Regions from separate parts of the Homo sapiens genome. Here regions 2 and 3 are each linked to region 1. The links are chromatin loops, found by intact Hi-C in ENCODE. Cell type or tissue: K562. All regions are shown on one strand.

Region 1 (2,500 bases):
GAGCAGGATATTTATAAGTGTCACAGGAAAATTATTGGATCCTGCCTCCCAGGATTTCTAGGGGATGGAAAGAAGACAGGGATTATGGTGGGAGGTGATTTTGATTGGAGGATTTCTTTGAGGGAGGGAACTGGCAGAAGGAGTCAGGCCCTACGGTGGCCCTAGGCAGAAATCCGGTAGTTGGGGTGGACCTGGGGCCTGACGTCGCAGACCATGCCAAGAAGCTGGGCCAGGACACGCTCTCGGTTTCTCTGCTGGGAGCTCTGCATGCCCTGCACCTGGCGCCTTGTAGCCTGCTCCACCTCAGCAGACAGGTTCCCCTGGGAGCCCATGGCCTGGGGGGTAGGGAGAGGGGTGGAAGAGAGAAAGGGAAAAGCAGAAACAGACAAGGGTCCAGGCATATGAGGGGAAAGATCCTGAAACAAAGCCTAGAAGAAAGGCCCTCTCAGAAACCACCCCCATCCCACAGAAATATCCCAACACCAAAGAGATCAACACAGTCCCCTTTCCCCTTAGACCTAACATGCAACTTCATCCTAAAACAGACCGTAATATCCCCACCACCTCACCATCCATGACCATAAAACTCTACCCTCCACCACAAATGTTAATCATACTCCACATAGATGTTATACTTTACACAGACTGTGGCATTCCGCCCACAAGCTCTATGTGGCCTTCAAAACTCCCAGACTCTCCTACATATCATCACAAAGTTTCACCAATGTTGTGGTCCCTGCCAGGGTCCCCTCAGCCTCAGCCCTCTGCCACCATATTTTCTTGTTGAGTCACCCTTACACACCTCACTAGATGCACCCACCAACTTGCAGTGGGGTCTCAACCCGACTCTGCCTCAACTCACCGCCTGCTGCTTGCTCTGGAATTCGTGCTCTCGCTCTCTGCGGTATTGCTCCACCTCCATCTGTGCCTCCTCCTTTGCCTGCTTCAGTCGCCGGGCCTTCCCTGGAGGCAGAAGAAAGGACAGTGAGTGGGGATGGACCCACACACACACAATGTAATAGCAGGAGTCAGTCCCTTCCAGAAAGTTATACAGCCTTCTCTCAGCCAACCAGGTGCCAGATTCTAATATCCATCCATTTCTTCCCTCCTAACCAGCCTCCAGACCCTAGCTGTCTGTCTTCCCGCCAGCCTTGGGTTTTCCCAAAATGTTTGCTGTCCCCCACCCCCAATTTTCTTTCCAAACTCCTAAGGGAGGAAAGAGGAGACTCACTCTTTCTGGCATCTGCCACCTTCTCAGCTGCCCGCTTCTCAGCTTGCAGAAGCTGCTGGATACCTTGGGACTGACTGGCCATTTCTGTTGTTATGGCCGATGCTGTTTTGAATGCTGTCAAAGTACCAGATGGCTCCCACCCCCCACCGCTTACTTCTCCTCCTCCAGCTCGTTGCTGCAGTCCTCCACTACCCCTGGGTCTTAGTGCTCCCCTGCTCACTCAGCCTCCTGCACCGAGTGTCTCTCCCAATCTCATCCTCCTATTGATGACTGGTCCTCCTCTCCAGCACTTCTTGCTCAGGCAGTACCCAAAGGGGCCGCCTGGGAGCAGCAGAGACCAGGCCCAAAGCTGCGGGCTTACAACAGGTTAGCCATCCCAGTCGGAAAGGTCTAGGGATGAGGCAGGGGCGGAGACGGGGGAGTACTGAGGTGAGAGAAGGAGAACTTGATTGGTGGTAACAGAGGAAGCATAAAGGGTTGTGAATGCGGTGAAAAGGTAAGGATGTCATCATGCAACCTGTGTTGGGAAAAGAGCATTCTGGGCTTAATTCTAAACTAACTCTCTACCTTTCTCTCTCTCTCCACCATCCCGCCCCCTCCCCTGCCTCCCGTTGTTAACATCTCCATCTTTTTCTACATATTTCTCAAGTCCAAATTTTTGCATCTCACTTGCCCCATCCTACGATAGTCTTCTTCCGTCTTTTGTCTGTATTTTTTCTTTTTTTTTGATCTGTCCCTGTTGTTGTCCCACTGTGGTTTTTGTTTTTGTTTTCCATGTTTAATGTGATTTTTATCCTGTCTTTATCTCCTCTATTTTCTCTGTCTTCTCATCTTTTCGTCCATCACTGAACCATCTCCTCTCTCTGCCAAGTTAGAGGAGGCGGGAAAAAACCTCCAAATAACTCTCTTTTCTCCCTCCCCTCCCCTCGCCTCCTTTTCCTCGCCTCCAGTCCAGTCTTCTGGTTTCAGACGGCCCCTTTAATTTAAGTTCCCTAGTTTCCCCTGGGAGATCTGGCCAAGAACTACCCGGTCGGGGCGGAACGACATCCGGTAACGCCCCTCACAGTTCACTTCCGTCCTCCACCTGCGTCTCTGCTTGCGCCATTTCCTCCAGCCTGGAGTGTCTCCGCCCTTCCCGCCTCCCGTCTCCGAGCTTCTTAAACACAGGCCTTGGGCCTACGGCTCTGGGGGTACTTGGGGGGGCGGGGGCAGGTCTGATGAGTAACCCCTCCCCCCAGGTTCCAGAGGAAGAAGCCTCCACATCTGTCT
Region 2 (2,500 bases), 220 kb after region 1:
GTGCAGCCTGACCACCCTTCAGTTCCTAAGTGAGGGCCCTGGCCCCCACTTACCAGGGCAGCCATGCTCTCCCCAACAATGGCTGCCACGTCTCGAATGTGCTGGTCTTTGGTGAAGATCACCTCTCCTCCTGAGGCCAGGGCCACTGCTTTGTATGGCTCAAAACGCAGAGGGGACAAGATCTCACGCCGAGCTCGACCCTGAACCCTTGATGTATCTTCAGTCACCAGGAATGTTACCTGTACCCAGAAGAGAGCTCAGTGATTGGGGTGTCCAAGTGCCATCCACTATTATGAATGAGAATCCCTGTGCTCAAGCTTTCTCCAGAGCTGATGGTTTGTGATAAGGTCTCTGCCTGCCTTCTGGCTGCTGGGGTGGGGAATCCCAATGACAGAACCCCCTGCCTTCAGTTAGTAGTTGGCCACCCCCTTGTAACTGTCACAGTGGATTTTTGGCGACTAGAGCCCCAGTTCTTCACATTGTTTATTAGGCAGGGTCAAATAAAAATTCAGCGTTATTAAGGGTAGGGCCTCTTACGTATATCATTAAAGGTATCAGGAAATGTTCCACTCATTGTCTGCTTCTCCCACCATATACCAAGGCTTGTTGGGCCACCATAGTGTGGTGCAACCCTCGTTATGAGATTGTCATCACAGGGTCTCTCACATCCCTGGGAGGCTAACACTGGGTCTCCCACTAGCTCTGCTCACCCGGCAGCGCCGCTCCTGAGTCAGGGATTCCACCTGGTTGGTGAGAAAGGCATCCTTGGGGGAGGCATCCGTGAAGACAAAGATATCTGAGAGTGGAGGTGTGTGCAGCAGGGCCAGCTGGCAGGGAAGGCAACGACCAGTGTTAACAATGGCAGTAGGAGGGGAATGGGTAGAGCCACGGAGGATGAAGCAGAAGGGAATATGGCCCGGGAACCCTACAGTGAAGCTAGTGGATCTAGGTGCTGAAGGTGGTGGGGAGCCCCAGGAGGGATCTAGCTCCCCCTGGTGGTGGGGCCAGGAAACGGGGAAGAAGGGAGGGGCCAGACCTGCAGGGCTGACAGGCACATCTCAGGCTCGTCTCCACCCCCCAAGGCATGGATCTCATTAAGCTGTTGCCAGAAGCTGTCAGGGTCACTGGTTGTAAAGACAGGGCCGAACCCTGGGAAGGGGAAAGGAGGTTAAGATAAGTGAGGAAAGAGCTCCCCTCATTCTTACCCAGAGCCACCTCCCCAGTTGAGGGGCCTGGTGTGCTTCTGGAGCCGACAGGTATTGAAATAACAATACTCCATTATAAGACTCATACTTGGCCGGGTGCGGTGGCTCACACCTGTAATCCCAGCATTTTGGGAGGCCAAGGTGGGTGGATCATGAGGTCAAGAGATCAAAACCATCCTGGCCAACATGGTGAAACCTCGTCTCTACTAAAAAATATAAAAATTAGCTGGGCATGGTGATGCATGCCCGTAGCCTCCCCAGTAGCCTCCCCAGAGGCTCCCCAGTAGCCTCCCCAGCTACTGGGGAGGCTGAGGCAGGAGAATCACTTGAACCCGGGAGGCAGAGGTTGCAGTGAGCCGAGATCGTGCCGCTGCACTCCAGTCTGGCGACAGACTCCATCTCAAAAAAAAAAAAAAAAAGTCATACTTGTCAGTGCAGGGCGGGGCAGGGCGGGGCAGGGCAGGGCAGACCTAGGTGTCCCTGGTGGGAAGGTGGCCTCCACTCCCTGAAAAAAATGGTGGCATTTCCTGTAGGCCTTTATTGGCTACATGTGCGTATATAAAAAAAAAAATGGTCACACCTATTATCCCAGCACTTTGAGAGGCTGAAGTGGGAGGATCACTTGAGCCCAGGAGCTCGAGATCAGCCTGGGTAACATAGTGAGACCCCATCTCTACAAAAAAATACAAAAATTAGCCAGATATGGTGGTGCTCATCTGTAGTCCCAGCTACTCAGGAGGCTGTGGCAGGAGGATTGCTTGAATCGAGGCTGCAGTGAGGCATGATTGTACCATTGCACTCCAACCTGGGTGACAGAGTGAGACTCTCCCTCTCTCTCTCTCAAAAAAAAAAAAAAAGAAAGAAAAGAAAAAAAAAAACTGGGTTTCCTCATAAGAAAAGAGACCGAATAGCACTTACCTCAGAGGTTTATTGGGAGGACTAAATGAGTTGATTTTGCAAATCTTAAGATAGTGCTTTGACACATAAGTGCTAAGTTCTTAGTTATACCTTTATTTATATCTTCATCAAACATAATAAGTCTATTAAATGCCAGCCACTGTAGGATGTATGCAGGCAAATAAGACTCAAATTTAGGCAACTCTCAGTCCAGTAGGCATTTTATTTGATCATCATTTCAACTCTGGGAGTTAGGCAGGATGAGGGAGGTGTCAGGCCTCTGAGCCCAAGCTAACCAATCATATCCCCTGTGACTGGCACTTATACATCCAGATGGCCTGAAGCAACTGAAGATCCACAAAAGAAGTGAAAATAGCCTTAACTGATGACATTCCAAC
Region 3 (2,500 bases), 130 kb after region 1:
GCCTGTAATCCCAGTTATTCGGGAGGCTGAGGCATGAGAATCGCTTGAACCCGGGAGGTGGAGGTTGCAGTGAGCCGAGATCTCGCCACTGCACTCCGGCCTGGGATACAGAGCGAGACTCCATCTCAAAAATAATAATAATAATAAATTTTTAAAAATCTTCAGATTGCACATCAGTCCATGAGCAGGCATTCCCTACCAAACCCATCTGTCCCATCTCTCCTCCTGCATGGGTTTACCTGAGCATCCTGGACAGGTGTACCCAGACACTTGGTGTCTGTGGGTTTCTCCATCCAGGCCAGGAGACCCTTCTGAACCCTTGGAGCCACTTACCAAACACCAAGCTCATCATGACCAGCACTATTAAGAGGACCGTGTAGAGGGCTTGGGGGCTGCTGTGGAAGCACAGGGGACCCAGACTCTGGCTCCCTGCAGGGCCTGCCATAAAACGCATGACTGCCTGCTGGCCTCCAGTTTGGGCTTATATTGGTGGAAGAGAGGTTGGCCAAGAGGAAGGAGAGAGGCAACACCAGCTCAGGGTGGAAATCAGTGCCAGACCAGCCAGAGGGGCAGAATGTTCGCACCCACAGCCACTCTGGGGCATAACATCCTGCTTGAGGGCAGGGGACCAGCAATAGGGGAATGAGAAAAGGAACTGTCTTTCCTATTAATTGGACAGATGTTTATTGAATCACTGCATCAGATGCTGGGGATACAACCCTGCACAAAGTCTCCACCCTCACAGGGCACAGTCTAGTAGGGGAGACAAGTCCACCAGCAATGATGTGGGGAGGGCAGAGTGCTGCCAGGAGCACCTCGACAGTTAAACCACTGACCAGAGGGATTTCGGCAGAGGAGTAACTTGATCGGATTTCTGTTTATAAAAGATTGCCATGGCTGCACATTGCATTTGGGTCAAGAGTGGAGGCCGCCGGGAAGTAGGACGCTATTCCCGAGTCCGGTCACAAGATGGCGGACTGGTCCGGCAGAAGACGAGCAGGGACGAGGAAGCGGGGCTAATGAACCTGAGATACAGTTAGAAGACTGGACAGATTTGCTGTTGGACTGAACGAGGGGTGAGGGAACAGGGGTAGGCTTGCACAAGGAAGTGGTACCATTTTCCAAGATAGGAAACATGTGGTCTGTCTCAAAAAAAAAAAAAAAAAAGCAAATAGGGGGTGCCCAGTCCCACTTCTCATACCCTGGGGACACCTGTCAGACATCCTAAAACAAGGACACCTGGATCCCAAGCGATACGTACTCAGCTCAGTGCTCCCTTGGGGTTCCAGGAACCCAGCGCCTTCCCTCACCTCATCCTTTTTCCTGCCCCGCCTGTGCTCAGCTGCGGCTCAGTGGGCCTGAACTCCGGAGCCCACAGAATCTGGCGCTGGGCGTCCGCTCTCCGCGCCTGACCGCACCTCAGAACTCCGGTAGGACGGGGGGGTGGCCCCCCGCTCAAGCTCTGTTCCCTGGGGAAGAAACCTGGAAAGTGCGAACCGCGCGTCGGGACCCAAGCGTCGGGCCCCAGCGGACATCCGGAGCCCGAAGCGGCTCCCCAGGAAGGCGGCGCCGTAGCGCCACTCTCCCTCCCAGGCGAATTCTGGAGACCGCGGCCCCAGGCGTCTCACCCATTTTCTCCGCTGGGGACCCGCTGGGCTCCCCATCCACGCCTACTCGGTCCCCACCCCACCAGCTCAGTCTTGACTCAGAAACTCAGGGTTTTTACTTTTAGGATCGTTGGGCTGTGCGTTAGGGGAGGAGGTGGTCCTCAGCGTCCTGGAACGACACCACCTGCTCCAATTTCCCGTCTGGAGGTTCTGGTCGAGGCTCCGAACTCGGGTTCCCTGCTACCTCCCAGACTATTCAAGAATTATCCAGTCCCAGGATGATAAGGGGGAAGATGGGAAGAAACAGACGGGAGACGCCCGCCCAGAAAGACTGCGGGAAGAAAGAAATTCGAGAGGAAACTGCACGCCACTGAGCGCCTCCCAAAAGCCTTGGAATGAATGAATTTAAAAACTATATTAGGGCCGGACTGCGGTGGCTCACGCCTGTAATCCCAGCACTTTGGGAGGCCAAGGCGGGTGGACTACCTGAGGTCAGGAGTTCGCACCCAGCCTGGCTAACATGGTGAAACCCCGTTTCTACTACAAATACCAAAAATTAGCCGGGCGTGGCGGCTCATGCCTGTAATCCCAGCACTTTGGGAGGCCAAGGTGGGGGATCATTCGAGGTCAGGAGTTCGCAACCAGCCTGAGCAACATGGTGAAACCCCGTCTCTATCAAAAAATACAAAAACATTAGCCAGGTGTGGTGGCGCACGCCTGTAGTCCTGGCTACTCGGGAGGCTGAGGCAGGAGAATCTCTTGAACCTGGGAGGCAGAGGTTGCAGTGAGCCGAGATCGCACCACTGCACTCCAGCCTGGGCGACAGAGTGAGACTCTGTCTTAAAGAAATAATAACACAAAATAAATTGTATTAGAGAAAAGCCAGAGTAGTG

What was found. Peaks named below come from ENCODE experiments on the same cell type or tissue, not always from the same donor. Only the 100,000 strongest peaks of a DNase experiment are listed, where the experiment ranks them.
Region 2: it touches region 1 in a loop (2.3-fold over the local background); 4 of 110 quality-filtered maps call a loop at or near these places.
Region 3: a loop joins it to region 1, with 5 times the contacts of the local background. A loop is called at or near these places in 2 of 110 quality-filtered maps.

The regions. Positions count from the first base shown.
Region 1 is chr6:31,545,247-31,547,746 of GRCh38, forward strand. ATP6V1G2 (ATPase H+ transporting V1 subunit G2) reads right to left here and starts at 1,362. Exons shown (of 3, transcript NM_130463.4): 1 at 1,232-1,362; 2 at 863-963; 3 at 1-335. The coding sequence starts at 1,313. The coding sequence ends at 162. It overlaps NFKBIL1 (NFKB inhibitor like 1), which reads left to right and starts at 2,362. Exons shown (of 4, transcript NM_005007.4): 1 at 2,362-2,500. The coding sequence starts at 2,449. ATP6V1G2-DDX39B (ATP6V1G2-DDX39B readthrough (NMD candidate)) reads right to left here and starts at 1,602. Exons shown (of 13, transcript NR_037853.1): 1 at 1,232-1,602; 2 at 863-963. RefSeq lists an enhancer at 896-1,395. In K562, a CTCF peak has its summit at 1,554; DNase peaks (open chromatin) are centred at 1,575 and 2,325; H3K4me3 peaks cover 907 bases.
Region 2 is chr6:31,768,965-31,771,464 of GRCh38, forward strand. It overlaps VWA7 (von Willebrand factor A domain containing 7), which reads right to left. Exons shown (of 17, transcript NM_025258.3): 8 at 1,037-1,149; 9 at 711-827; 10 at 54-239. Among named protein-coding and RNA genes, the nearest start is that of SAPCD1-AS1, 4.6 kb to the left of the region's middle. In K562, a CTCF peak has its summit at 992 (motif pointing left); DNase peaks (open chromatin) are centred at 355, 1,017 and 1,637.
Region 3 is chr6:31,679,920-31,682,419 of GRCh38, forward strand. It overlaps LY6G5C (lymphocyte antigen 6 family member G5C), which reads right to left and starts at 1,148. Exons shown (of 3, transcript NM_025262.4): 1 at 334-1,148. The coding sequence starts at 454. RefSeq lists a silencer at 194-401. In K562, a CTCF peak has its summit at 972 (motif pointing right); a DNase peak (open chromatin) is centred at 992.